Regions from separate parts of the Homo sapiens genome. Here region 2 is linked to region 1. Evidence: chromatin loops called from intact Hi-C (ENCODE). Cell type or tissue: Caco-2. All regions are shown on one strand. Each heading gives the region's core, and the rest is flanking DNA. Links, peaks and the distances in the headings are about the cores only.

Region 1 (16,046 bases), core at 5,059-10,058:
TGTGGTTTCCTTTTTAAAAATTATTTTTGTCAGATGTTGGCATTAGGCTTCATAAAATGTATTTAGTATAGTGCTCTATTTGCTAGTACACTTGACCCTTGAACAACAGACATGGAGATTAGGGGTTCAGACTCCCCCATAGTTGACAATCTGTGGACAATTGTTTGCTCTCCAGAAACTTAACTACGAATAGCCTACTGTTGACTGAAAGCCTTACAGATAACATAACTAGTCAATTAACACATATTTTATGTTATATGTATTACATACTATTTTATTAACAATAAAGTGAATGAGAGATAAAATGTTATTACGAGACATAAGGAAGAGAAAATATATTTACTATTCGTTACGTGAAAGTAGATGATCATAAAGGTCTTCATTCTCATTTTTATGTTGAATAGGCTGAGGAGGAGGAAGAAGAGGAGGGGTTGTTCTTACTGTATCGGGGTGGCAGAAGCAGTACACTTGGTGTAACTGTATGGAAATATAGTTTCTAGCTTTTTTGATTTTTCATTTCTCTAAAAATGTTTCTATATGGTACAGTCCTTCTTCCACTGTTTACTTATTTGTAGTACCCACATCATAGAAGGAGCCATATTGTAAAGAAGTCAAATGCAGACTTAAATAATTAGAAACCTTCTGCCAGCGTGTTTTTCTGGCACTCCTTCTGTGTCGTCTTCCTTATCGTCTGGTACTGGTTCAGAAGCACTTGTCTCCATCACGTCATCTTCTGTTAATTCCTCTAGTGTGTTATCTATTAGCTCTTGAATTTCTCCAAGGTGTATATCTTGAAAGCCTTCACTCACCACCCTTTTTTCCGTGTTCACGATCTCTTTCGTGATTTCCTTGGTTGGCTGTATTGTAAATCCTGTCAAGTCATGCACAACATCTGGACACAGTTTCCTCCAGCAGGGGAGTGTGTTGTGTTGGGCTTGATGCTTTCACAGCTTTTTGTGTAACGATGGCATCTTCAGTGCTGTGATCCTTCCAGACTTTCATGATGTTCTATCAGGGTTCTCTTGCATAGTGTTAGATAATCCTTTCCATAAAGTACTGTGTGTAATGAGCCTTAATGGTCCTTATGACTCCCTGATCTAGAGGATGATTTAGAGATGTTATGTCTGGGGGCAAATAGACCACTTTGACACCTTCAGTATTGAACTCATGGGGTCAGGGACATTGTCCAATCAAAAAAAAAAACTTTAAAAGGCACTCACTTACTGCAAGGTACTTCTTGACATCAGGGTCAAAACATCAATGAAACCAATACAGAAAAAAAGACTTCTTATTGTCCAGGCCTTTTTGTTTTACAATCAAAAGACCGGCAGCTGGTGTTTTAACTTTTCCCTTCGAGGCTCAGGAGTTAGCTGCTTTATAGATAAGGTCAGTCCTGATCATAAACCCAATTACATTTGCACAAAACAGTAGAATTAGCCCATCCCTTCCTGCCTTAAATCCTGGTGCTCACTTCTCTTCCTTACTAATAAATGTCCTTTCTGGCATTTTTTTTTTTTCAGAGTAGGGCACTTTCGTCAGTTTAAAAACCTGTTCAGGCAGATATCCTTTCTCCTCAATGATTTTCTTAATGGCATCTGGGAACTGCTTCTCCTGCTTGACTGTTTTTAAGCCAGACTTCTTTCTAAAATTATCAAACCATCCTTTGCTGGCATTAAATTCTCCAGATTTAGAACCTTCACCTTCCTTTTGCTTAGGATCATCTTGCACCCTAGAGGTATGCCTTACAGCAATCCTGTACCCGCAGAAAAGATGCATTTTCAATAGATAGATACTTTGCAAAAGTGCAAGGTTTTCACAGTGTTGGTACAGCTGCAACAATGGCTTCATGAATTTCCTTTTTTTTTTTTTTTTTTTTAACAATTGTCCTCACACTGGATTTACTTATCTTGAAATGGCAAGTAGCCCCTGCTGGAGACCTCAATCTGTGGTACCTTTTAAGCAATTAAACGTTTTCTTGTAATGTCATGACTTTCCTCTGCTTCTTAGGAGTACTTCCAGTATCACCAGTGGCACTTCATATGGGTCCCATGGTGTTAAGGTTTATGGTATTACACAAGACACTATGAAAAGTAATATGAGAACTGTGAAAGCTTTTGTTTTGCTGCCACATGCAATTTACTGGAGGGAGAAACTGTTTCCTGGCATGATTTCGGGTCACCTGGCACTTTAAGCAGATGCAATTGAGCTCCCCACTGTAGCAAAAGGAGGTGGCTACAAAATTATTACAATAATGCTGGGTGTACTACAGCTAATTTTATGCAGTTAGGATTTAATACCACATATTTACATTTCTCTCAACTGCAAATGGCACCATGTAGGATCTGTGAGTATGTGTGAGTAGGTTTTGATAAATTTTAACTTTTTATAATTTGTGTATATTTTATGGTAATAAATGATAAAAATAGGCTAGTATCTACATCTATTTTATGCATTCATGACATACCTTTTTCTTAATTTTTTTGGTATTTCTGGACTACGCAGTTGAGTTTTTTCAAATTGTCACAAATTTCCAAAAATGTATCCAATGTATTTATTGAAAAAAGTCTGCATATAAATAGATCATATGCAGTTCAAACTTGTGCTGTTCAAAGGTCAAATTTCTTTGTGGAATGTTTGATAGAATTCATTAGTGAAATGATCTGGGCCTGGAGTTTCCTTCGTGATATTTTAATGAACAATTTCAGTTTATTTAATAATACAGGATTGAGAGTTTCTGTTTCATTTAATGGCAGCTTTAGTACTGTTTTTCAAAGAGTATAGTCCATTTTATCAGATTTGTCAAATTCAGTAGTATAAAGTTGCTCATGATAGTTCCTTATTACCCTTATACTGTCTGTAAGATCTCACCTTTCCAATTCTGATATAGGTAATATTATTTTTTCTCAGGTTGGTCTTTTTTTTTTTTTTTTTTTTTAACTATCTTGTCATTTAAAAGAATCAATCTTTGATTTGCTAATTTTCTCTTTATCTGTTTTTTATATTATTGATTTCTTTCCTTCATCTTACCTTGGTTTTAATATGCTCTTTTTTTTGGTAGCTTCTTAATCTTGAGACTATTAAGTCTTCTATTATGTACCTTACTTATTTTCTAATATAACCATTGAAGGCTATAAGCACTACATTGATAGATTCCACAAACTTTGATATATTGTTTTAATTACCATTTAATTCAATTATTTTCTTCCTTTGTGTTTTAATTTGATCTGTTATTTTTAAGTGGAGTATTTAATTTCCAAATATTTGGGGCTTTTCTGTGTAGTTTGTTACAACTTCTGTTTTAGTTTTGTTTTGGTTCTAAAAAGTTACTCTGATATTTCAGCTTTCCAAATTTATTGAGACTTATGGTCTAGCATATGATCTGTCTTGACAAAAGTTTCACATGCACAGGAATATATATTTAAACTCAAGGTGTGCAGATTTTGTTCAGATAGATAGTGTCTAGATTTTCTAGATTGTCAGTGAATTTTTACAATTGTTTTATAAGTTACAAAGAGAATAGTGTAAAAAATTTCTGCTGTGATTATGATTTTCTTTATCTTTAGTTCTCTCAGTTCTTCGTGTATTTGGAAATATCTTATTGTTTATACTTTTATGAACATCATGACTGTAATAAATTTTATCTTTTCCTAATTTGGCCTGTCTTACCTTATGTAATATTTCTGGTCTTGATGTCTGCTTCGTCTGATATCTGAATAATATTACCAGTTTTCTTGGGTTTGCAGTATGTCTGGTGTATCTTTTTCTGTTCTTTAAATCTGTCTTCATAGTGCTTCCATTATAGAGAGCATAGAGATGGATCTTTTTTGTCCAATTTAACCATCAGTGACTTTTAAGTCTTTGGGGTCTTAAGTCCCTTTGCATTAAACATACTAACGTGACTAGACTTATGCCTACTATTTAGCTATTGTTTTTCCATTTGTCCCCTCTAGTTTGTTCCTCTCTGCCTGCTTTGCTTCGTTCTTTTGGGTTAATTGAATATTTTTAGTATCCTACATTAACTTCTCTGTTTACATTTCGGCTCCACCTCTGGGTATTTTGTATGGGTTATAAAATGTACCCTTAATTTATGACAATCTGCTTAGAGTTAGTATTGTACACTTCTCATGAAGTAAAATTTTATATATATATATATATATATATATATATATATATATATATATATATATATATATGAGGGAGTCTCAATCTGTCACCCAGACTGGAGTGCGGGGGCATGATCTCAGCTCACTGCAACATTAGGTGGAACTGTATTAACTCTAAAAGGACTGTGATAATTTAAAGATGTATATTATAACCATAGAATAATCACTAAAAAGTACAGAGAAATATAGCTAAAAAAGCAACAGCAGAATTAAAATGTAATAGTAAAAATACTTGATTAAAAGAATACAGGAAAGAATGAAGAAAAGAACAAAGTAAACTGTATAGAAAACAGATGGCAAAATGGTAGACCTAAACACAGTCATATTATAAATTACTTTAACGGTACACTTGTTTTTCATTGCTTTAATTGATCAAATGATAGGTAAAGTATTTTAAAGTCTCTTTGTAGTTTTCTTTAAATCTTAACATTTTGTGCAATGTTTGCTTTGTGAAGATTGATGCTATGATATTTACCAATCATTTAGAAGAGATATTGCTGGGTGTTTTGGTAAGTTTAGGTTACTTACATATCTTATATGATGAAATCAACATTTTTTATTTGATCAACTTAATAGAGGCATCCTGTTTGAAAGAAGAAAATAACAGATCTACAAAATTCTGATTCATGTAATAAGTAACCATTATGATAATAAATGTTTTTATTTATTGAGTGCATACTGAAAAGTGGTAGGAAGATTTTGTGCTGAAATATTTGTAAACCTAGTAATTAAAAAATGTTTTGGCTGGGCTTGTTGGCTCACGCCTGTAATCCCAGCTCTTTGGGAGGCCGAGGGGGGTGGATCACTTGAGGTCAGGAGTTCGAGTTCGAGACCAGCCTGGCCAATATGGTGAAACCCTGTCTCTACTAAAAATATAAAAATTAGCCAGGCATGGTGGTGCACGCCTGTAGTCCCAGCTACTCGGGAGGCTGAGATGGGAGAGTCGCTTGAACCCAGGAAGCAGAGGTTGCCGTGAGTCAAGATTACACCATTGCACTCCAGCCTGGGTGTCGCAGTGAGACTCTGCCTCAAAAAAAAAAAAAAAAAAAAAGCTGCTAATTACCCCATGCTAAATGTGTTGTAATGGTATTAATTTGATATATAACATATATGTAACATTTTATATATGTGCTCATATGATGATACTGATAATACCTCCCTCAAATTGCTCTTTTGAGTATTAAGAAAAGTTTATATAGAAAAACCAGTTTGGAAAGGTTTGGAACATAAGGCTACAGTGATTAGATGTTGAGAACAGCAGCAATAATAGTTGTCATTATAATATCTGATTAAGGCAATATTTGCACCCAGGTATACCTTGCTTCAGAACTGTGTGATTAACCATTATACCTTGAGGCTATTCATACCCTACCTTCACTTTGTTGGCATAATCTGAAGTTTTAAACCATAATCACATATTGCATTTGCACAATTAAATTTTAAAATATATACAAATTACAGTCAAATTATTGCATTCATTTCATGACTATATTCTGTTTCCATCCATAAGTACCGTATGGTCAACAATAACATGTCAAAGAGAATTTTGTTGTCACCTCGTTTCATTGTACCATGTTCACACTGTTCTTTATCTCTTTTTTCCATTGGCAGTATTGTGTTCTCAAGAAGAATTATTCCAGAAGCACCCCTGAAATAATATATTTCCTTAATTTTGGTATTATTAGCCCTTCTTTGCTTTTCTCTATAAATTGTCCTGATCAGTCACCTCTCTCAATTATATACAACACAAAGTAGCTTAAAGGAGAAAAAAAAGGAGATAAATAACCATGTTGGGTCTGGCGTCAGGCTTAATGGAGTCCAGTAGTCCAGAATTTAAAGACACATATGACCGTTTGCTCCCTTATCTCTTAGTTCTCCATTTCTTGGTTTGGCTTAAATCTTCAGTCACTTTTTCTTTATGTGAATTTGCAAAGGGATCATTTGAAGCCCTAGATGCAATTATTACCTGCCTTGCAATCTTGGTAGGATGTGTCCTCCTTCCCTCCTCCTTGTCCATGTAAAAGTTGGTGGGTGAAGAGATGGACAAGGCTTGAGTCACTAAGACATTCACTGACCTGGGAATAACTCAGGATAGGTCTGGTCATATCCCCAATGGAGGCAATGTACCCTAATGAAAAGGTCAGGGTCACTGGTCTCATTGTCCAAGGTGTTATCTGAGCTCATGGTCTCACAACCAAGAAAATTAAGGAGTATGGACACAGGGTGAGGTTGGTTGGAGCAAAAGTTTAGTAAGCGAAAGAAGAAAGCTCTCTGCAGCAGAGAGGGGAGTCCAAGTGGATTGCCGTTTTTACAGTCATTCAAAAGCTTTTTTAAGAAACTCCTCTCATCTCTGTAGCACTTTGAGTAACTTCTCTTATCAGCAAAGCTGTCTGTACAACTCCCCTTATCTTATGCAGCTGTGGGTATGTCTCTAGGCAAGCACAAAGCGCCGCTTATTTTTGTTTGTGTAACTGAGGGTTTGTTTTAGGTAAGCCCCCTCCTTTCTGTGCAGGCTTCCAGGGAGCCCACCATGTACATATCTGAAAAGGGAAGGAAACTTTTTGCTGGGAGCTTGTTAATCATACAAAGAATAAAGGGCTTCCATGCCAGACTTTGCCTGCCTGCTTATCTATGGCTTATCTGTGCAGCTATAGCCTGAGTTTCCCCTGGCTGCTCTGTTTTTGCCTGTAGCTGTGATTTTTTCAGGCAGACAGCTTCTCTGAGGACTAGTCTCTTAGCTGTTTACTCAAGTAATTTTTCCTGTCCTTTTCCCTCACTATGATTACCAGCTCCCCTAGGACTTCATGGTCTGGAATGAAATATTCCGTGGGAGTCAGGGAAAGGGAGTTTGTTGCAAACATGTCCAGGCCAGACACTTTATATAAAGTGTCAAAGTAAAGTACACTTACATAAAGTGTAAGTGCTGCCACCACCACTAGGGTGCCAGGTACTCTAACACAAGTCTTTATTCCCATAGATGTGAGTTAACATTTATACCACCAGCTCACACTATCAAACAATCCCACGTACCCCAAATAAACACTGGTGCCTGGTGGGCAGCAACAAGCCCTCCTTCAAGGAAGGAGTTCATTTGTTGGTTTATCCAGCTGCTCCCGCTTTGCTTATGGAAGCGCTCCGTTTTCTAGGGGTCTTAGAAGCTGTAGCAGTGGTAGAAAGCCCCTTTTTTGTGGACTATTATGACTTAGGCTTTTATCAGAGCCTCAGAGAATTGCTGTTGTTTTGTTGGTTAGGCTTTAGGTTTCCAATCTGCATACACAATTCCTTTGAAGCACCAGGCTTCCAGGCAATTTGGTTGAGGGAACTTATTGGGATATGAAATATTATCAGGCACCATTTCTAATCAATGTACCTAAGTTATGACTTCAGGTTTAGAGAAAAAAAAAATTTTTTTCCCTTGGCTTCAGGCTTCCTTCTGGAGGTGATAACCTCCTAAATGGACTGTCTTTAAGGGCCTGTGGCATGTGCCCTCCTTTCAGGAAACTAGTGTATGCCTGGAGGCATTGGTAATGGCTTCTCTCATCTTACTGTGGCTTGGGAAGAATATGGCTATTGCAGATTTTCTAGTTTCATTACCACCTGACCTTCAGGCTCCTTACATGTTATAGGCAGAAAAGGTGCCTCCACAAAGTTGTGGGCTATTCTCTGCTTTCAGAAGGACAGCTGGAAATGGTACTTAATTCTTTGTAGCAGCACCATCATGAATAGCTGCCCACACCCATATACATCATTATCTTTTTTGGTGAAGACTCTAAGACTTCAGGCCATGATATCCACAAGGCTATGTTCATGCACTACTTCGGTATAATCTCAAAATAATTGCCAGCTCCCCAGTGGAACGCCTGCCTTGGTCCATGTGGAATGTGGGCATATGGTAGGATTTCCTTGGAGGAACTAGAAGAGGAACATAAAGAATGTTAGGCATATAAATTATTGTTTCTTTTTCTTCTTGTTTCTTTCCACTGAGTTATGTGTGAGCCCCCACACCCACCCTACCTTCCTGTCCTCTACCTTACTGATGCTATTTTCAGGCTGTTGTAGAATTGGGTGTGTAAAATTAAATTAGCCTTTCTCCTCTTAATATCTGTAAAATGAACAAATTTGACAAAGAAACTACCTATCTGATATATAAGAAGGTTATTAGCCTGTACCACAAGTGAAAAAGTTTCATCCTGATATATCAAAATAGTACCACTTGAAGGAAAACGTTGGGGCCATCTGTTTCTCTCATTGTAGTTAGAGTACAGATTTTTAAAATATGAGCCTCAGGCATAAAAATGCAGTATTAGCAACTCAACTTGAAGAAGCAGTTACTAGTGTCCTGGGTGGGCCCCAGGGAAAATAGTACCAACTGCCTGTTATATTTAACTGCAATTAAAAATGGCAGTGCTGGGTATCTTCTGTCTCTGGGTCATCTCCTAAAGATCCTGCAGAGGGAGCCATAGCTAGTGTAGAGGCCAGCCATAACTAGCCATGGCAAAGACCACAGGGAACGCTCTTCAACATGCTCTGCACTGATCCTCTACCCTGGTGTGGAGAAATGTCAGATTCATCACTAACAAGGTTAAAGGTGTAAATTGAGGGAAAAAAATGAGAAAAGTTATCTTTCACATAAGACTTCAGAAAGAAATTGCGTCGTCAGGTTTGGAACTGGTTTGTAATTTCATCCAGTTATTTTCATTTTAATTACTGTCACTGTTTTCTTCATCCTTGATAAACTATGAGCTCTTTGAGATTGTCTTTTTCATATCCTGATGTCAGAGCTTCCTGTATTTTCTGATCATGGTATGTGCTAAGTAAATGCAATTTTTAGCATTTTGAATGGTTTATCAAATGATTGAAGGAGTGGGTAATAATATAGATTACATATACAGTCAGCCACATATGTGTATGTATGTGTATTTGTGTGTGTGTGTGTATATGTATATACTGTTGACCCTCCGTATCAATGGGTTTCACATTTGTGGATTCATCCAATCATGGATCAAAAATATTCTTTAAAAATATGGTTGCATCTGTACTGAACAGGCACAAACTTTTTTTCTTATCATTATTCCCTAAACAATGCAGTATGACAACTATTTATCATAGCATTGACACTGCATTAGATATGATAAGTAATCTAGAGATTAAAGTATATAGGAGGATGCATGTGGATCATATGCAAATAATACACTACATCTTATATAAGGGACTTGAACATCCATGGAGTTTGGTATGTGGTGGGTGATACCTCCTCTTTGAGGAGGTGAGTATCAGAGACGCAGGTAAATATGATCCAGAGGGCAAAGAGGCATTGCCAGCCTCACACTGGCTGTCAACACCATGCTGAGTTCCACGAAAGCAGCGAGGAGAGGGTGGTGTTCTTGTTTCTGGTACAATACCTGGCATAGAGAAGATGTCACAGCAATGTTCGTCTATTGAATAAGTCACCAAAATTGTGAATGACTGAATAAATGGGCAAAGGGATTTGTTCCCTACTTGCTGTGGGAAGTTTCTTGTAGTTATGACCTCCATGAAAGAGAGACTCGTATCTGGAGAAAGTTCATAGCTGAAACCATGAGATTTAACTTTTGAAGTTATAATGGATCTATTTTTTTAACATCATAAATGAAGATTATGCAATACTGTATGTGCTTCAATTGACACAACCCCTTCCCATTCAGGGCTGATTTATGTTCTGTACTGAATGACAGGCACAGAAGTAAATGTGATAATCCTGTCCCGTCGTTACCCTTTATTGTGGTCTTGCTGTGTCCCAGCCACACACTTCATACTGTATCTGTGTCATCATTCTCATATACATCTATATAGGTACACTTCCATAGACTTAGGCCCATTTAATGGAGGAGCAACTCCAACATTTAGAGATCATGAAAGGTACCTCATGACATATATTGACCTAGTGGCAGAGCTGCTTAGTTCTACAGCCTCTGAGTGGAATCCTCACGACAGTAAAAACACAAGCTTGGTTTCTCACACACTCTACCTGCTTTTTCTCATCCCCTTTAGTCTCTATTCCTTGCTGAGATGTGTTAGGCATTAAATGGTTACAGTCTACTTCTGTGTGTAGTCTCCAAACACTCAGAAACCTCAAAATTTAAAAAAATACAGAACAATATGTTATTAAATAATCAGGGACAAGTTAAAATGGTAAAGAGAATAGGCCACTTTGTGAAATCATATGCAGGGAAGAAAAAAATACTGGAGTGAAAACAATATAAAAATAATACTAGATGCTGTTTCGTAGCACCAAGTGTGTTCTAGCTTCTGTGGTTGTTGCTTTATATCATTTTATATAATCTTTACACAAAACCTACAAGCAGATATTATTTCCCCTATTTCAAAAATGAGAAAACCAAGGCAAATAGTTGGTAAGTAGTACATATATATTATCCTAACTCTGAACTTCTGGATTCAAAGACCATGTTCTAGGATACCATTTTGTGTACCAGCATGGAATATGTTTTTAGTTCATCTATTTACTCTAAAAATGTGGAGCATGTAGTGTGAGACAGAACTGTTCTAGGCTGTGAGGAAGTAGCTGTGAGGATGGTAGTATGGGTCCCTGTAATAATGAAAATGGAATATATTGGTATGTACAAGTACATGCTCATTAAAGGAAATTGATGTTGGCATAGATTGCCTGGGTTCAAATTCCCATTTACCATGTTTTCCTAGTTGTCTCTGTGGTGAGAGGAGGTGGAATGTACTAGCCATTACCAAAATTAAGAGAGATTGTTGGAAAAAGTCTCATTTAGCACAATAACACATTAAATGTATTCAATAAATGTTACTTATGACTCTTTGAGAAAACATACGTTTAAAAAACATGGCTTATGTTACACATACTATATGCTGGCTCCCAAAAATAAACATATTTCCCAAGAAGTGTCTGTTGATAAAGCCAAATATATTCTTACTACACTAAGGGGAAGCCCATCTTAGCAGTGTCTCAGCAGCATATTAGGGGCGTGGGGGACAAAACAGGATATCTGGGATCTTGAAGTTTCATTTTAGATGGGTCTTTCAGTGTGGGAGCTTGATTAGGATTGGGTGAGGGTCATGACACAGCATTTTAAGATTGAACGTTAGGATTTTGAGATGAGGGATTCTACAGTGTGGAGGCATAAGCTGTGGTCTGATGCTTTCTGTTGATGAGTTGATGGTCTTTGGGAAGTTCCCAGGATGAACAAAAATATTTGCAACTTTTATCTTCCTGGGCAAGAGTCTCAGAACATCTACACTTATATCAATGAAGGTAAAATGATAATAATGTCCCCAGCGAAGACAGGAAGCCATGTGGGTAGATAATGTAAGTTGTGTCATTTCATGGTTCCATGGATAAGCAGCTGTACTTAAGCTGCTTATCCTGGTGGATTCTGGAGATCCACACTTGAAGGTATCAACACAGAAATATACTAAGAGGATTGTGGTCAGAGTTTGTTGTCAGCTACTGAGTGAGGAGCCAGGAACATACAGCTTTTACCAAGAAAATCTATACCATCCACACTGTGATGAGCCCACAAGACCAGATATGGGACTTTAGCCAAATTACCTAATTTTATTATGTCTTTGATTGCTTTCTGGTCCTTATCTGGGATATCAGAGATCCCAGAGAGATGGCAGGGATGCAAATTAAACATTCTTCCCCCAAAAACAACACATTTTTCCCTTATAAAATTACTATATTCTGAAAAATTTCATGAACCTCCAAGTCAAGATGGGGCATTGTCTAACTTGCCTGCTGTTTGCTATACAATAGCATGGAGTCAGCTCCAGGCTTCCCAACCCTTTCGAAAAGCATGAATTGAAGAGGCTTAAGGAGAGAAGAAAGCAACCCAGAATTCCCTGTGTGGTTACAGTTTGGGTTCTTGCCTCAAGGCCTGGTTTTTCTCTTTTTGGAGTAAAGTTATCTGAAGACCTCTTTTTCTAAGAGAAGAAACTAATGGGTCAAAATGGACCCTGGGGGATGTCAGGGACTACAGTGAAGGCAGACGTTAGTTCACCCCTGAAATAAATTTCTGTCCAGTGTGCAGACAGTAGCCAGCAGACCTTTGTCTCCATCATCCAATACCAGTCTTTTCAGATCTAGTCAATGATCTATTTAAAGCCAAAATATCCTTATGAGACTGTCAAATAGTATTGTATTTTTTTGTATCACTCGTCAAGAATAGCTTAGTACCCGGCAATAAATTTTATAGTACTGATATTAATAGATCTCAGGTGAAAGAAAAGTCATGTGTCTTATAAGATGGGTGAAAGCCACCTCCAAATAGATACTCTGTTCTCTAGTTGTTTTTCATGTTCTATTCCTCTGTAAGTTCAGTTACAAAAGCTGACTTCCACAAAAAGTTCTCCAGTATTGTTTTGGAACCTTATTTTCTAATATCTTGTCATATACGAGTTGAGTCCCAATTAATGATTCATTATGAGGAACTGGAAACGAGAAACTGAGTGGCTCACCAAGGAAAATATGTGCAAACCTAACGGACAATTTGGTTATATGATTTAACCACTGCATGCATAAATTATAACTAGGTATTGGACTCATACTGAGGAGTGATTAAAATGTAACTATGCCTTATAAGCAACATAATTAAATGTAGCTTTAAGCCAGATAGGCAAGAAAATAACAAAAGGACGCAGATTAAAACATGACAATATATGGTATTGTTCTATGAGTCTTGAGTGGAAACTCTACATTTCATGCAGTCATCTACTTGGGCTAAAAATCATGTGTAGTGGCCATCTCCTTCCAAAGACCATCTTACTTCTAATGAGTTCTCATTGAGGTCTCACGTTCTCAGTCTGAGGTCTCCAGGTCTCAAGATTTCTCAGCTTGAGGTCTCCAGTAATGATTTAAGATGGTTTATGCCTCTTTGATTGGAAGACATCACTCTCAGTATCAACTCCCTGGAATTTTACTTCTGGATGAGTCGTTAACAGTATCCGATAGGGTCTTTTCCATCAGGGTTCGAGGGCTTTCTTTCTCAGGTATCTCTCCTGGAGATACCTGAGACCAAGCCTCTGAATTTAGACCATGTGAGGGTCATTTAGTAGAGGAAAAGCTGCTTGTTTACCTCTTAATAAGACTGGATAAATTGCCTGAGTTACCTGCAATATTTGGCTGTGATCACTTCCAATAATGTAGAGTCTAGAAGCAGAGGAGATATTCCTAGACTCGTGGGTTGGCCTGTTGCTAACTCAAAAGGGAAGATTTGATGAACCCCAGAAGTTGAGCTCATTGTCATTAAAGCAAACATTAGGCCATGTGAGTTTGAGAGTCTTTGATAGTTTTGCTAATTTGAGCTTAAACTTTTTGTTTATTCTTTCTATATTTCCTGAAGATTAGAGTAATATGGACAGCAGCGTTTCTGTGTGGACTGGCAGAGCTGTACAAAGCTCTTTATCATCTCAGTAAAATGGAGATAGTTTATACTTGTACTAGAGAGAGAGTTTGGGAACATAAAATCATGTCAAATTTTGCTCTGGCAGAGCTGGAAATCTCCAAACAAGGCCTCAATCTATCCTCCAAATAAGCGAACAATTACCATACATACTCAAAACCCATTGCAGAAGGTACTTACAAAATCTGTAAGTGTTCTAAGGGGCCCTGAGATTCTTGTTCATGCCCCATCTTTGCATTTTTACCAAGATTATACTGGTAACAAATAAGACACCGCATGCAACCTCAATAATCTTAGTGAAATTTCTCCATCAATGTTGATTGAGTGCAGTAGCCAATTTTTCTTTGCTTAGGTAGTTAATTGCATATTAAATGTTTGAAACATCCCGTTTAAGGTCCTCTGGCGCTACTAAGCATCTATCCTAGAGTGTGAGAGATTTTCCTCTTGCAATTTACCTGCAGATTTATATTAGTAACGGTTTGCCAACTGTGGAACCAATTGTTGACATTCTATAAGAACCTGTTTGAACCCGTCAGAAGGTTTGATTATGAGGACCAGGATCTTAGTGAGGGCTCCATGCTGGGGCCTCCTGGTATCCCCATCTTGTATTAGTGTTTGTTTTTTTAATAGCCACATCTTTAGCAAGCTTTACAATACTCAAAAGTTCTTTTATTTGCTGACCATTTTTAGTAGAGGCTCCTGCTGAGATTGAGAACTCTGTTTGTTCACAAACAAGACCAAGAACTACACACAAAGCATACCTGCCACCAGCACTCTCCTATCTCACTCAAACTGACCAGATCTGTAGAGCGAAATGAGTCCTGTCATCTGGCAGATTTTGCCTCTGGTAGTGATTATAAGGGTGAAGTATGTCACATCATGTGCCATCTGATATTCTTTTGTCCCAGTCTTAAAGTACAGCACATCAAAGAACAAGATGAAACATGGATTTTTAAAAAGAGATTACTAATACATCTATTTAGGGCATAGTTTGTAAACAAAGACAGTACACAGCTTCTTCTTAAGGTAATGGAAAAAGTAGCAATTTTGAAAGTATTGCCATAAGTAATAAAGATGTGAGGTGCTGATGTGAAGTAATATTTCATAGGAATTTAAGCCTCTATGCTGAAAAGTATGTATTTTCAATTTTGTGTATTTTCAGTAAAGGTTATCCAGCAAGAGGGACTATGAAACTTAAAGGAGACCCTAACCTAAACCAAGCCAGCAGAGGCTTCCAGTAATTTAGCTGTTGTGGCTATTGCCACTGGGTGAAGATACAGACTTCAATGAGCTGGCCCCTGAGGATTCTCCTGAAATGCATTTAGAACACCAAGAGCTTATCCCCAGCACTCATATACAAACTGGTAGAGAGTTCTGTGATAATTAGGTAGGCCTAAAGTGGGAGGTCATTGGAAGGCTAATTTTAACTCACAAAAATCTCTTTGTGATTAGGTTCTTAGGGCTCAGTTTTGGCTACTCATAAAGTGGGTAAGTCAGAGAGATGGGAAATTTTGGAAAATTTTGGAATGTTCTGCAATAAGCATCCAAGGAAACCCAGGAATCCTCTTAATGATCTCTTAACTACTAGCCTGAAAAGTTTTGGATAGCTTATAATCTATCAGGCATAAAGGATTCATCTTCTTGGGATAAATCACATCATAGGTAACGAACTTAAACAAAATTCTAACTTCTCTTTGGAAATTGTATGACCTTTCTGAGCTAAAACAAAGTAGATAGGTAGAATAAGTCTTAGAACTTGCTTTGTCTTTAGAACACAGTCACTGGTCATTCATATTATCTATTGATAAGAGTGGAATCACAGAAATTTAGGGTCCTTGAAATCGTTGTGAAAAGTAGGAAGGTATCTAAGTAAATCCAGGGGATATAGTACAAGTATGCTGTTGATTTTGCCTAGGGTGTACCAACAAGTATAGAGTATTTTAATACAAAGGCACTATAACAAAAAAGTAGAACACAAATCTGCCACTATAAGATATGCAGCCTCAAGGACTCAGTGGAAATAAGATGGTATTTGGGTGGGGTATGATAAACAGCGATTATTCTATTTATGGTTCTGAAGTCCTGAAAAAATCTGCTATCTCTGCCACTGGGTTTTTGAGCATGGAGTGTAAAAGAATTATAAGGGCTGTTACAAAGTTTTTAGCTATTATTTTAGTCCTTTAGTCCTTTTTAATCTCTTGGTTTTAGAAGAGATTGTGCAAGTTGGGTAGCAGTTAAGGTGGATAAATCTGAGTCTTAACCGGGTTTATCCATAAGAATGTCAAGCACTTCCTTGAGATCTTCAATTTTGGCTTGATTTAGATTCAATAGTAGTCGTGAATCAATGTCCAGATTATCTATGGTTTCTTTATGAGTGAGGGAGTCAGAGACTCAAGGTCTAGACCATCCAGATAGCATTTAATTTACAGTTCCACCCACGTAGTAACTTCCTACC
Region 2 (16,046 bases), core at 4,168-9,167, 130 kb after region 1:
TCACTCAAAACCACTCAACTACATGGAAACTGAAAAATCTGCTCCTGAATGACTACTGGGTACATAATGAAATGAAGGCAGAAATAAAGATGTTCTTTGAAACCAATGAGAACAAAGACACAACATACCAGAATCTCTGGGACATATTTAAAGCAGTGTGTAGAGAGAAATTTATAGCACTAAATGCCCACAAGAGAAAGCAGGAAAGATCTAAAATTGACACCCTAACATCACAATTAAAAGAACTAGGGAAGCAAGAGCCAACATTTTCAAAAGCTAGCAGAAGGCAGGAAATAACTAAGATTGGAGCAGAACTGAAGGAGATAGAGACACAAAAAACCCTTCAAAAAATCAATGAATCCAGGAACTGGTTTTTTGAAAAGATAAACAAAATTGATAGACCACTAGCAAGACTAATAAAGAAGAAAAGAGAGAAGAATCCAATAGATGCAATAAAAAATGATAAAGGGGATATCACCACCAATCCCACAGAAATACAAACTACCATCAGAGAATACTATAAACATCTCTATGCAAATAAACTAGAAAATCTAGAAGAAATGGATAAATTCCTGGACACATACACCCTCCCAAGACTAAACCAGGAAGAAGGTGAATCTCTGAATAGACCAATAACAGGCTCTGAAATTGAGGCAATAATTAATAGCCTACCAACCAAAGAAAGTCCAGGACCAGAGGGATTCACAGCTGAATTCTGCCAGAGGTACAAAGAGGAGCTGGTACCATGCCTTCCGAAACTATTCCAGTCAGTAGAAAAATAGGGAATCCTCTCTAACTCATTTTATAAGGCCAGCATCATCCTGATACCAAAGCCTGGCAGAGACACAACAAAAAAGAGAATTTTAGACCAATATCCCTGATGAACATCGATGCAAAAATCTTCAATAAAATACTGGCAAACCGAATCCAGCAACACATCAAAAGCTAATCCACCACGATCAAGTTGGCTTCATCCCTGGGATGCAAGGCTGGTTCAACATACACAAATCAATAAACATAATCCATCATATAAACAGAACCAAAGACAAAAACCACATGATTATCTCAACAGATGCAGAAAAGGCCTCGACAAAATTCAACAGCGCTTCATGCTAAAAACTCTCACTAAACTAGGTGTTGATGGGACGTATCTCAAAATAATAAGAGCTGTTTATGACAAACCCACAGCCAATGTCATACTGAATGGGCAAAAACTGGAAGCATTCCCTTTGAAAACTGGCACAAGACAGGAATGCCCTCTCTCACCGCTCCTATTCAACTTAGTGTTGGAAGTTCTGGCCAGGGCAATCAGGCAGGAGAAAGAAATAAAGGGTATTCAATTAGGAAAAGAGGAAGTCAAATTGTCCCTGTTTGCAGATGACATGATTGTATATTTAGAAAACCCCATCGTCTCAGCCCAAAATCTCCTTAAGCTGATAAGCAACTTCAGCAAAGTCTCAGAATACAAAATCAATGTGCAAAAATCACAAGCATTCCTATACACCAATAACAGACAAACAGAGAGTGAAATCATGAGTGAACTCCCATTCACAATTGCTTCAAAGAATAAAATACCTAGGAATCCAACTTACAAGGGATGTGAAGGACCTCTTCAAGGAGAACTACAAACCACTGCTCAACGAAATAAAAGAGGACACAAACAAATGGAAGAACATTCCATGCTCATGGATAGGAAGAATCAGTATCGTGAAAATGGCCATACTGCCCAAGGTAATTTATAGATTCAATGCCATCCCCATCAAGCTACCAATGACTTTCTTCACAGAATTGGAAAAAACTACTTTAAAGTTCATATGGAACCGAAAAAGAGCCTGCATTGCCAAGTCAATCCTAAGCCAAAAGGACAAAGCTGGAGGCATCACACTACCTGACTTCAAACTATACTACGAGGCTACAGTAACCAAAACAGCATGGTACTGGTACCAAAACAGAGATATAGACCAGTGGAACAGAACAGACCCCTCAGAAATAATACCACATGTCTACAACCATCTGATCTTTGACAAACCTGACAAAAATAAGAAATGGGGAAAGGATTCCCTATTTAATAAATGGTGCTGAGAAAACTGGCTAGCCATATGTAAAAAGCTGAAACTGGATCCCTTCCTTACACCTTATACAAAAATTAATTCAAGATGGATTAAAGACCTAAATGTTAGACCTAAAACCATAAAAACCCTAGAAGAAAACCTAGGCAATACCATTCAGGACATAGGCATGGGCAAGGACTTCATGACTAAAACACCAAAAGCAATGGCAACAAAAGCCAAAATAAACAAATGGGATCTAATTAAACTAAAGAGTTTCTACACAGCAAAAGAAACTACCATCAGAGTGAACAGGCAACCTACAGAATGGGAGAAAATTTTTACAATCTACTCATCTGACAAAGGGCTGATATCCAGAATCTAGAAAGAAGTTAAACAAATTTACAAGAAAAAAATCAACCCCATCAACAAGTGGGCAAAGGATATGAACAGACACTTCTCAAAAGAAGACATTTATGCAGCCAAAGACACATGAAAAAATGCTCATCATCACTGGCCATCAGAGAAATGCGAATCAAAGCCACAATGAGATCCCATCTCACACCAGTTAGAATGGCAATCATTAAAAAGTCAGGAAACAACAGGTGCTGGACAGGATGTGGAGAAATAGGAATACTTTTACACTGTTGGTGGGATGGTAAACTAGTTCCACCATTGTAGAAGACAGTGTGGCAATTCCTCAAGGATCTAGAACTAGAAATACCATTTGTCCCAGCCATCCCATTACTGGGTACATACCCAAAGGATTATATATCATGCTACTATAAAGACACATGCACATGTATGTTCATTGTGGCACTATTCACAGTAGCAAAGACTTGGAACCAACTCAAATGTCCATCAACGATAGACTGGATTAAGAAAATGTGGCACATATACACCATGGAATACTTTGCAGCCATAAAAATGGATGAGTTCAAGTCTTTTGTAGGGACATGGATGAAGCTGGAAACCATCATTCTCAGCAAACTATCGCAAGGACAAAAAACCAAACACTGCATGTTCTCACTCATAGGTGGGAATTGAACGGTGAGAACACTTGGACACAGGGTGGGGAACATCACACACGAGTGGCTGCCGTGGGGTGGGGGGAGGGGGGAGGGATAGCATTAGGAGATATACCTAATGTAAATGACGAGTTAACGGGTGCAGCACACCAACATGGCACATGTATACATATGTAACAAACCTGCACGTTTTGCACATGTACCCTAGAACTTAAAGTATGAAATATATATATATATATATATATATAGTCATGAGGGAGAGAAAATACTCTTAGTTACTTGGACTAACCCACGAAGTAGGACAGTATAATTTGAAAAAGGACTTGGATTAGTTGTAAACGTATAATGTAATATCCAGCACAGCCACTAAAAATGATTTTGAAAAAAGCAGTATAATCAATATACTAACAGAAGAAAAAGCAGAATCAGGCCAGACATGGTGACTCATGTCTGTAATCCCAGCACTTTGGGATGCTGAGGCAGGAAGATCACTTGAGCCCCGGAGTTCAAGTCCAGCCTGGCAACGAATAAGAGCCCATCTCTACCCTCCACCCCCCCCAAAAAAAAAAAGAAAAAGAAAAAGAGGCCGGGCACGGTGGCTTACTCCTGTAATCCCAGCACTTTGGGAGGCCGAGGTGGGTGGATCGCGAGGTCAGGAGATCAAGACCATCCTGCCTAACACGGTGAAACCCCGTCTCTACTAAAAATACAAAAAAAAAAAAAAAATAGCTGGGCATGGTGGCGGGCGCCTGTAGTCCCAGCTACTCAGGAGGCTGAGGCAGGAGAATGGTGTGAACCTGGGAGGCAGAGCTTGCAGTGAGCCGAGATTGCGCCACTGCACTCCAGCCTGGGAGACAGCCGCAAGATTCTGTCTCAAAAAAACAACAACAACAACAAAAAAAAACAAAAACAAAAACAAAGAAAACGAAAAGAAAAAGCAGAATCTTTTTTTTTTTTTTTTTTTTTTTTTTTTTGAGATGGAGTTTTGGTCTTGTTGCCCGGGCTGGAGTGCAATGGCACGATTTCAGCTCACCACAACCTCCACCTCCCAGGTTCAAGCAATTCTCCGGGCTCAGCCTCCCGAATAGCTGGGATTACAGGTGTGCACCACCATGCCTGGCTAATTTTTTGTATGAAAAAGCAGAATCTTATACAATGCTCAATTAAAATCAGGGAGAGGAGAAAAAGAGTAGAATACCAAAAAAGTAACAAATTACAAGGTTGATATAAATAGAAAACAATCACAAATACTGAGTATACTAATCTAAGTATATCAATAATCACTTTAAACATCGCTTAAAAGACAGAGATTGTCAGTGGATTAAGAACAAGACCCAAATATATGTTGTCTATGAGAAATGCACTTTAAATAGCTGGGCATGGTGGTGTGCACCTGCAGTCCTTAGGAGGCCAAGGCGGAGTGTCACCTGAGCCCAGGATTTTGGGACTACAGTGAGCTATGATCATGCCACTGCACTCTAGCCTGGTTGACAGAATAAGACCTCATCTCTATAGAAAAAAGTAAGTAAATCTACTTTATAAAGGCACAAATATATTCACAGTAAAGGAATAGAGAAAGATATCCCATGCTAACATTAATCAAAATAAAGTGAAATAGCCATATTAATTTCAGACACAACCGACTTTAGAACAAGGAATATTATCAGAGATCAAAAGGGACATTCCTTAATGATAAAGGGATCAGTTTTCTAAGAAGACATAACAATCCTTAATGTGTACGCACTGAACAGCAGATCATCAAAGTACATGAAGCTAAATCTGATAGAACTGCATAGAGAAATAGATAAATTCACTCTTAGAGTTGGAGGCATTGGCATCCCTCTATCAGAAATGGACAGGTTTAGCAAGCAGAAAATCAGTAAGGGCATAACATGATCAATCATGATCAAAAACTTGATTCAGTCAACTATATGTAACTGACATCTATGGACCACTTTACCCAACAACAGCAGATGACACATTTTCTCACACACACATGAAACATTCAGCAGAATAGACCACATTCTGGGCTAGAAAATGCACCTCAACAAATTTAAAAGAATAGAAATCATACAAAGTATGTTCTCAGACTACAATGGAATGAAAGTAAACAAAAATCACTAAAAAAGATAGCTGAAAAACATGAAAATACTTGGAGGTTAAACAACAGACTGAAATAACTGAAGGTCACAGAAGTCTCAAGATAAATTTTTAAAATATTTCAAACTAAATGGAATTGAAAGCACAACTTATCAAAAATTTAGGAACGCAACAAAGGCAGTGCCTACTGGGAAATTTATACCACTGAATGTATGTTAAAAAGAACAAAGATCTAAATAAATAATCCTTCCCATTGGAAAGCTAGGGGGAAAATTCAAATTAAATTCAAAGTAAGCAAGTAAAAGAAATAATAAAATATGAATACAATTCTGAGTGGCCTGATATCTGATTTCTGGAAGCTGAGTTTTATGTGGCTTTAGAAGTTTCATGTTATGAGTGTGAAATGGCAAGTGACCATGGCGATTGCTTCTGATATGGCCACCTCAATTACATAGAGAAGGGATGATCAGTGGCATCATCCCAGTTCTGCATGATACCACACCAGTGATTCTCCAAAGTCAAGAAACCTGTATATGTTGTCCTTGTGTTTGGTGAATCTGTGGTCTATAGACTACATAATGGGCTATTTCTGGGGTACTGACCATTTTGCTCCATTAAGGAAAACCATGCATGAGCCATATAACTATGGGAAACAATGTTTTCCTTTTTGACACCTGGCCTACTCTCTTCTTAGGTGAGAGCAAAGGAAGAGCACCACTTGGCCTGCTGCACCCAGGGCAATTTATACCATCCAGATATCCAGCACTGAATATGTAGCAACTCCAATCCACCATAGAACATTAATCTATCTCTGATAAGCATGCTAATATCTATGATTCTGCCTTTGTGGGGAGATGACTCCATAGATTAACCCCCTGGCTTGGGGCAATATGGAGATGTTATATTGTCTTCGACAGGGAAGATGACATAAAAATTATGTTCAATAGGATTATGTGGAGACTTAACATAAGTGACAAACCTAAGACAAGAAGTTAGAAATCCTTGTTTCTTTTAGGTGAATAATTTTGGAGCTTGAGAAAAAGACACCATTGTGGCGAACTTGCTTTGCCAAACCCTGTGTATGCATTTTTGGGTAAACAACACATTTTCATCCTTTAAGCATTGTTTCCATTATTTATAATTCCTAATAGTATGAGACATTTAGGACTCATTCCTTGGTTCTTCTTCTCTCATTGTATCTTTCATTGTATCTTTCAGTGCTGCAAGAGATGCAATCATCCCATTAATGAAAGCAGAGTGACTGCCTTCGTCACACATACATTCAAAATAGATCACTAGGCTAGTGATGATTCTCTCTTAAGGCTATTATGTTTACTCATTTAAAAAATCTGGATCTCAGTATAGATTTTCTTCTCAGTGAGTGACTGACCTATCTGATATGATGCTATGACAAAATCTTTACTTTTTACCTGAATTTGGTGGGATTGAAAGTTGAGAACATATTAATTTATTTTCTGTTTCACTTGATTAATAATGCCCAATCTAACATGCAGTGTTCACTTGGGTACATATATACAACTACATCAAATTTTTTCTTGTTTTACCTTAAAAGTGTTAAGATATTGTAATGGTATGGCCAGTTTACTCACTGGTAAACTTTTCATAACAGAAATATCATGCCAGTGGACACAAATATGTAACATCAGTAATTTGCTTTCCTCATGAAACAGAGAACTGAATAAGTTGATGGGTAAACTAGTATCTGAATTATAAACCCCAAATATCATGTGACTTCATCATTTTCAGTATAATGAAAATACAGGCTGTGAATGCTTCCAGTTGGTCCTGAAAGGGCCTTTGAGGTGAGTAGGTTCACCAAAGCGGCAACATATGTGTCCCAGTGGGCATTCTACTCCTCAGTAAGTGACTTGACATTCTTTATGGCTTCCTCATGATTAAAACAAGTCTTTTTATTGAAATTTTACTGAAATAATGATGAAACAATGTAATATTCTTTTCATCTACATATAAGAGTAGACATAGATTAACCTCTACCTTTTTTTTTTTTTTTTTTGAGACGGAGTCTCGCTCTGTTGCCCAGGCTAGAGTACAGTGGTGCGATCTCAGCTCATTGCAACCTCTGCCTCCCAGGTTCAAGCGATTCTCCTGCCTCAGCCTCCTGAGTAGCTGGGATTACAGGCACGTGCTACCATTCCTGGCTAATTTTTTTGTAATTTTAGTAGAGACATGGTTTCACCATGTTGGTCAGGCTGTTCTTGAACTCCTGACCTTGTGATCTGCCCACCTCTGCCTCCCAAAGTGCTGGGATTACAGGCTTGAGCCCCCGTGCCTGGCCTTCACCTCTACCTATTATAATATTTTCATGTTATTCCATTTTGTCATGTTTGTGGGTCATTTGATGAGGGTTCACAATATGAAAACTGGGCATTTTGGCCAAGATGCATGTAAATGAATACAACTCCATGTGCCCTGATAACTGATTTCTAGATCCTGAGATGCAAGTGGCTTCCAGAGTGTCTGTATTTTATGAAAGTTCATATACAGTAAACCATGCTAATTGTTACTGATACAGCTTCCTTGAATATATAAAGCGATGATTAATGGGATGTTTTGTTTCTGCAGAAAACCACTGAATTGCTTCTCCAAAGCCAAGTGACCTGTATGATTTGTCCTTATTATATTTTGTGAACCAGTGGACTAAAACCTTTATAATGGGTCATTTTTTTAGTATTGTCAATATTGCTCAATTAACAAACATGACTCATATACACAGGTGAGATGTAGTTCTCCCTTTGACATTTGCTCTACATCTGTCCCTTAGATGATGATATGGAAGAAAAGCACTCTTTGGCCTGTTGTGACTGGGACAGTTGACAGCACCCAGGTGTCCTTTAATGAAAATGCTCTTGACACCAATGCATCCTAGCATCACAGCTTCAGGAAGCCTTCTCAAGTGTGCATGGGGAGTACTATGTCTTTCATCAATAATGAAATCTTCTGATTTGGTGAGAAATAATGCCTTAAAATTACACTCAATAGGATTATGCTGAGGCTCAGCCTACCTAGATGAAAATGCTGAAACAGATAATAGTGACTTCTTATTTCCCTTCAAGGGGAATTTTATTTTGAACTTGAAATAACAAAATCTTTATGGGTAACTTGTTTGCCCAACTGTATCAGTGCACCTATAAATGAACAAAAAATTCTCAGCCTATAAGCTTTGCTTCAGTGACCTTTAATTTCTAATAGTAAGGTATATTCAGGTCTCATTCTTTGGCTTTTTCTCTTATTGTGTATTTCAGTAAGACATGCTGCCAAGAGATGTGCCATTCTATTATAAAAGATCAGTAGCTTCCTTTACCGACGTGTATATTCTATCTAGAACATTGAGCTATGGAAGACTCCCACCTAAGGGAATTAGTTTTACACCTTCAGGTAATCTGAACTTCAATATGAGTTTTGCTTTATGATATAATCCTTATGACAAAATCTTTACTTTTTATCTGAACTTCATACAATCAATATTGAAGATTTTTTAAATTCACTGTTACCTAGTCCAATATTTAATATACATTTGGCTGTAGATACATGACTAGACAAAAATTTTTTATATTATTATTGTGGGGGCTCTAACAGTGTTTCACTGTTTTGAGTTACTGATGAACTTTCTGTAACTGTGAGACCATGGTAATGGAAGAGACCGTGGTAATGGGGAGGAGAATGTGAGGATCAGTATGTACTTTGCCTATAAAACTTAAATATTTAGTAATTTGATCACCAAATTGATACTCAAATTTCAGTTCCTATCATGTGTAAACCAAAAAGTATCTGAGATTTAGAAGTTTATTTAGAAGTGGATTTTGCCAAGGTTAAGCACATGCTCAGAAGAAATAAACCCAAAATCACAGAAACCGTCTGGGGTCTATGTCTTTCTCCAAAGATGATTTTGAGGGCTTCAGTGTTTAAAGGGGAAAAGTGGGCTGGAGGGGGAAAAGGGAGGGTATGATAATCCGTATGTTCCAAGACAAAAGGAGCAGGTAGGGGTATAGTCAATAATGTATTCATCTCATGCTCAGTAAATCAGCACTTTACATAAGATAAGGTGAACATAGAGAAGCTACCTGTGGAGATCTTTAACCTTTAATCTGTAGCTATCTGCTTAAGATCAAAAGGAAATTCTTGCATGACTCAGCTTTCAGCTTATTTTTTTTTTCTCTTGGCGTAGTAAATTGGGGTCCCAAGTTTATTTTCCTTTCACACATGTGACCCCACTATTTTCAGAATAATGAAAGCACATGTTAGAAATGATGACACTTATTCCTAATATGGACTTTGAAATGACTGGGTTCACAAATTTAGAATCATGGATCTCATTATAGGTTTTTATTTTCAATGAGTGACTGGCCTACTTGATGGAATTCTTTCAAAAAATGTTCACTTTTTACTGAGATTATATTAAAATAATGTTGGAATGTGTTCAGTCATGTTTACCATCTCTATAGTATGATATATGATAATATCGCAGATTACTCAGTGTCAAAAACCTGGCATACCTTGTCCTTATGATGTTGATGAGTCAATGGTCTAGAGCCTTAGTAATATGTCTTTTTGTGGTAGTACGGACCGTATCTGTCCACTAAGAAATAGCCTGTGTAAGCCATATACACATGAACAATTTATGTCTGATTTTGAACTATGGTCCCATTCCTATGCCTGTAGATAAAGACTGCTGAGAAGAGCACCCTCTGGTGTTGTCACAGAGGCAAGTGCTACCGCACAGGCATGCTGCAGTGAATTTAACTGATCCTCTGTCCCTGCAACCGTTGTTTAAGGATGCTATTCTGGTAAGGGTTTACAAGACAACGTAAATATATGTATAAAGAGTATCTTCAGGAGACGTAATAATGTAAAAATCATGCTCAATAGAATTAAGCTGAGGCTCAAAATAGTGCCAATCCTTGCAAGAAGGTGTGAGAAGTCATTAGATTTGGGGGGTATGGGTTATTCCATTTTGAACTTGGTAGGAAGAAACCCTTGGGGGAATCTTACATCATTTGCCTCTACCTACTTCTAAAGGAACTTTTAAAATTCTTTTATCTTGTCTTTATTCTTAATACTCATACATTATTAGAGAGAATATCTTGGTTTATTTTTTCCTCATGGTGTGCTTCAGAATGTTCATCCAGCAAGAGGTGTGTCATTACACGGATTATATATATGAGTTCTGTCTTTCGTAATTAAAAAATTTCAAGTGGACCATTTGAATATTAAACATTGGCCTTCAAAATGATTACATTTACCTGTTCATACAAAATTAGTGAGCAATGATCTATTCTTTCCAATGAGTGACTGATCTAATGAGGTCCTCATTAAAACTCCTTTTTTTTTTTTTTTTTTTTTTGCCTGAACGTACTTTGATTTAAAGATGTGACATTTAGTAATTCATTGCAATCAACTCTTTAGTGATTGCACAAATAGACAATCCTTTTCTATTATTTTATTTTTTGGTTGCTGTGTATGGTGTTATGATGTTTGTGGATCATTGAGGCACTACTCACAACTGAAAGACTTTGGCAATTTTAGGGAATGGCTTGAGATTCAGCTATAGGTTACCCTTGATTGAAATTGAATACAATACAGGTAGTCTGAAATCTCATTTCCTTATCCTGAGTCTCACTCAGGTGTCATTAGATTCATTATAAAGAAATGCATACACTATGTATGATGCCAGTTGTTACTGATATGAAGACGATAAGAAGCTTTTATTTCTGCAGGGAAATAATCCCTTACCAGGTCATCAAAAGACATGATACCTATGTGCTTGGCCCTTACTGTACACGGGGAATCAGTGGTCTACCACAGCTTAAGTAACGGGTCATATTTGGAGTATCACACATCTCAGTCTTGTAGAAATTAGGAACAGCAATTAGGAGTCATGCACATATAAGAGATGTAATCCCACCCTTTGACTATAGCCTACTCTTGTCTTTTACAGAAAAGACTGTGGAGGAAGAAAACCCTTTACCCTGTTGTTCAGGGAGAAACTGACACCACTCAACTGCCTGGCACTGAAAATGTGGCATCCAGTCCACTTTACCATCAGTGTTTAAGGAAACCATCTCTGGTAAGCATATTTGATCCAAGTGTGCATATGCACATGAGTGCCATGGGCTGGGTCAATGATGAGATGTTACCTTGAAGAGAAATGATGACGTAAAAATTAAGTTCAGTTGGATTACGCTGAGGCCCAGCCTAGGTAACAATTGTGAGACAAGAAGTTTGGATTTCTTAGTTTCCTTCCATTGGGGACTTTATTTTGGGATTCTGGCAATGGAATCTTATTGCGAAACTTGTTTTGCACGCTTCTATCTGTGTGCTTCTAAGTAAACTATAAATTCTGATTCTTTAAGTGCTATTTAAGTTTCCTACAATTCCTAATTTTCTTGGATATTTGGCACTAAGACCCTTGCTCTTTTTCTCTCATTGGATGATTTAGTAAGTCCTACTGGCACTATTCTATTGAGTGGAGGTGAGAGGCTGCCTTTGCTGACTGAAAAATTTCAAATAGATAATTGAACTAGTGAAGACTGAGCTCTATAATAATTAGATTTATTCATTCAGACAACATGAATATCACGATAGGGTTTTCTTCTCAATGATTGACTGACACATGTGATGCAATCCTCATGAGAAAATCCTTACTTTTGCCCTACGATTGATTGTTTTCAGGGTTGAGAAATATGATACATTGGAATTTTGCTCAATGCGCTACAGTTATCGTGGTCTAAATATACAGACAAAATTTTCTGTAATGTTAGTATAATATTTTAACAGTGCTAGGATATGTTTTGATCATTAATGAATCTTTATGACTTAAGGGTCCTTGCAATTGGGATAAAAATGTGAGTTTCAATAATATGTGTTTGCCCATGAAACTTGAAATTAGATAAATTGATGAGCAATCTGGTGCCTGACTTTTCTTTCTCAAGTACCTTTGGCTTCGTTTTCATTATGATGAAAGTGTGTGCTGTGAATAATGCCAATGGTAAATAAGACCTTTATGGACACTTATATGAATGACAGTCAGGGCCGTTCCTTCAGGCCACATGATTATCGTTATGCATTCTTCTTCTCAATGAGTGACTAGCATACTTGCCAGGATCTACAAGAGGGAAACTTTATTTTTTACTAAAATTGCATCGATATAATGTTGACAAGTTTTGTGATTATTGGTATCATCTCTAAGATGTGATGCTCATTTGGTCTAAATATAGAAGTTAACATATTAACTTCTAATTTATATATGTCAGGTTGCTATGTTTTTACAATGTTTGTGGTTTATTGATGATGACTCACAACATAAAGACTATGGCATTATGGCTACATGTTCTAATTCTGATATATACATATCCCATCATTCATTAAATTAAATACAATTATGAGTAGTATGATGTCTGTTTTCTAAAATCTGAGTTTCACCTGGCTCCAGTATGATCATTATATGATGGAGTGCAAGCAACATGTTAATGCCAATTGTTATTGATATGGCTTCCTTGAATATGTAAACAAGACTGATCAATTGAAGGTCTTATTTCTGCATTAAACTACCTGAGATATTCTCCAAATTCAAGAGACCTGTATAGTTAGTCTTTATTCTGTTTGATGAATAAATGGCCTATAGCCTATCTAATGGATCAGTTTTTCCAGTACTAATCATATCTCTTCATTAAGAAATAGCATGCATAAGCCATACATACAGGAGGTAATATTTGTCATCTTGATCTACTGTCTTATCCTCCTCCCCTTAGATAAGGATGACTGAGGAAGAGTACTCTTTGGCTTGTTGACACCAGCACAGCTGACACACCCAGATATCTGTTTGGTCTCCTGTGAACTTTCAACCAGGATTTAAGGATGCCACTCTGGTAGGTATTTTCAGACAAAGTGAATATGTGATTGTAGAGTTCCATGGCTTGTTTCAACAATAAGACCTTATGTTGTCTTGAGGACATGAGATGACATGAAAACTAGACTGGCTGGTCCTTATCTTTTCTGGGGTATTCTAGTTTGAGCTTAAGATAAAGAAATATATTTGGGATATAGTTTCTCTCACCTGTTTCTATTAGCTTCTAGAAGACCACTTATCAATTCTTTCCTCCTGATTTAGTGGAAAACATTTTGGCAGTTCCTCAAAAAGTTAAAGATAAAATTACCATGTAACCCAACAATTCTGCTCCTAAGTACACACTCAAAAGAATTGAATACAAATGTTCAAATGAATACATACACATGAATGTTCATAGCAGCACTATTCACTGGCTGGAGTTCCAGACCAGCCTGGCCAACGTGGCAAGACCCTGTCTCTACTAAAAATAGAAAAATTAGCTGGGCATGGTTGCTCACGCTTGTAGTCTCAGCTACTCAGGAGGCTGAGGCACAAGAATCACTTGAACCCAGGAGGCAGAGGCTGCAGTGAGCTGAGATCACACCATTGCACTCCAGCATGGGTGACAAGTGAGATTCTGTCTCAAAAAAAAAAAAGTGAAGGTATGATGACAATGTCACACAAAATAGTGAATACCAATAAAAAGATAGAAATTATTAAAAAGAACCAAATGAAAATTCTGGAGTTGAAAAGTACAATAACTAAAATTTAAAAATTTATTAGAAAGGCTCAATAGTAGATTTGAACTGGGAGAAGAAACAAGAAGTAAACTTGAAGATAGAACAATAGAGATTATGTTCAAAAGAACAGAAAGCATAAAGAATAAAGAAACAAAGAGAGTCTCAGAGAATGTGGAACATCATTAAGCATACCAGCATACACATATGGGAGTACCAGACAGGCAGGGGAGATACAAAGGATCAGAAAAAAATATTTGAAGGAATAATGGCTGAAACCTCCCATATTTGTGGAAAACAATAACTGACATATCCAGGAAGCTCAATGAATTCCAATGAATAAATGCAAAGATTGACAAATGGAAACATCACAGTAAGATATCTGAAAGTCAAAAACAAGAAGAAAGTCTTGAAAGCAGTGTGAGAAAAATGATTTGTTACTTACAAGGGAACCCCAGGAAGATTAACAGCTGACTTCAGCAGAAGCAATGGAGGCCAGAAGCAAAGGCATAACATATTAAAAATGCTCAAAGAAAAAAGAACCTGTCACCTAAGAATTCTGTACCTGGCAAAGCTGTCTTTCAAAAATGAAGGCAAAATAAAGACTTCCTCAATTAAAAAAAAAAAAGTTGGAGAATCTACTGCTCTCAAAACCCCCTTAAAAGAGTTCTCTAAATACTTAAAGAAGTTATTCAAGCTGAAAGCAAGTGAGCCTAGGTAGTTATTCAAATCAACAACTACAAAGCAAATGCTTGTAAAGGTAATTATATAAATATAAAAGACAGTAGAAATGTAATTTTTCTCTGAAGTGATTTTAAAATAAATTCTATAAAATAATATGTATATAATGTATTTTGGGGTCTATAACATATAAAAGTGTAATATATTTGCCAAAGAAGATAGGTGGATGCAAAGCAATACAAGACTAAGGAAATGACTACAGATGGTAGATTAATATTTATTATAATGTCTTTCTTGGCTTATAGCATCAATAAATGTAATATGTATAATAATACCACAAAAGATGGCAAAAAGGGAATAGAGCTATATAGGTGTAACATTTCTGTATAAGACTGAAATTAAGCTAGTGTAAATTAGAAACTTATTTGGGTGAGTTAAGATATATGCAGTAAACCCTAGAGCAACCACTGAAAAAATTCAAAACATATAGTGAAAAAAATTATTAAGGAAGTTTAAATGCTACATTATAAAATAATTACTTAATGAAAAAGAAGTAAAGAGGAATAGAGGAACAAAAACACATGAGACACAGAGGAGAAGAAGAATGACATAATAAACTCAACTAAATAATAAAATTACATGTGAATACAGTAAATATGTAAATTAAAAGGCAGAGATTCCCAGGCTGGATAAAATCTCCAGGTTTAATATCCCTTTGCCCCAAATAAACTCCAGCTTTTTTTCCTATGATGTATTTGATCATTGTGCTGGTTTACAAAAGATTTCTAACCTTTCTAAAATCTTTAAAATCAGCGGCGAAGTGTTCTATCTCATTTCACCCATATATATCAGAGACTCAAATCCTGAAAAATACCAAGTTGACCTGCCCATTCTTGAGTTCTGCTGAATGGTGTGTTCCCAGATCACTATGGATATTGCTGTTTACTTGACCAATTACTTTTAGTCAACAAGATTTGAACAATGCTTTTGATTCACACAGCGTGAGACCTAGACTTCCCTCATATTGAAATAGGAGCATTAGCATCCTGGATTCCTGCACCGGCTTTTGAACCTTATGTTTCCTGCACCCCAAGAAGCCATGTTATCTGGACATTGTCCTCTCTGTGATGGGAAAGAAGAGTTTTTTCAACAAATGTTGCTAGGACAACTGGATATCTAGATACAAAAGATACTGCATTTATGTTACCAGTTTTCTGTGTCAGTCCATTTTGCTCTGATGTAACAGAATACTGCAGACTGGGTATTTGTAATGAGTGGAAACTTATTGGCTCACATTTCTGGAGGCTGGAAAGATCAAGGGGCTGGCATATGATAAGGGCCTTCTCACTCTGTCATCCTATGGTAGAAGGGCAAAGAGAGGGTATGGATGGGACAAATATCTTCTTTTATAGGAACCCACCCCTGAAATAACAGCATTAATCCATTGATGAGGGCAGAGCTCTCACAGCCTAATCACCTTTTTTTTTTTTTTTTGAGACGGAGTCTCGCTCTTTCGCCCAGGCGAGAGTGCAGTGGTGCTATCTCGGCTCACTGCAGGCTCCGCCTCCCGGGTTCACGCCATTCT

The links. A loop is a pair of places that touch in the nucleus more often than their neighbours do. Peaks named below come from ENCODE experiments on the same cell type or tissue, not always from the same donor. Only the 100,000 strongest peaks of a DNase experiment are listed, where the experiment ranks them.
Region 2: it touches region 1 in a loop (2.4-fold over the local background); 1 of 110 quality-filtered maps calls a loop at or near these places.

The regions. Positions count from the first base shown.
Region 1 is chr15:25,127,687-25,143,732 of GRCh38, forward strand. All of the region lies in intron 61 of SNHG14 (small nucleolar RNA host gene 14), which reads left to right. It overlaps PWAR1 (Prader Willi/Angelman region RNA 1), which reads left to right and starts at 7,956. Exons shown (of 1, transcript NR_022009.1): 1 at 7,956-10,367. In Caco-2, for the core only: a CTCF peak has its summit at 7,100; a DNase peak (open chromatin) is centred at 6,735.
Region 2 is chr15:25,258,452-25,274,497 of GRCh38, forward strand. It overlaps SNHG14 (small nucleolar RNA host gene 14), which reads left to right. Exons shown (of 148, transcript NR_146177.1): 140 at 7,980-8,163; 141 at 8,461-8,593; 142 at 9,878-10,002; 143 at 11,154-11,282; 144 at 12,967-13,083. SNORD115-45 (small nucleolar RNA, C/D box 115-45) reads left to right here and starts at 6,076; the gene lies at 6,076-6,128. SNORD115-46 (small nucleolar RNA, C/D box 115-46) reads left to right here and starts at 8,140; the gene lies at 8,140-8,210. It overlaps SNORD115-47 (small nucleolar RNA, C/D box 115-47), which reads left to right and starts at 10,066; the gene lies at 10,066-10,098. It also overlaps SNORD115-48. In Caco-2, for the core only: no CTCF peak of the experiment used is centred there; no DNase peak of the experiment used is centred there.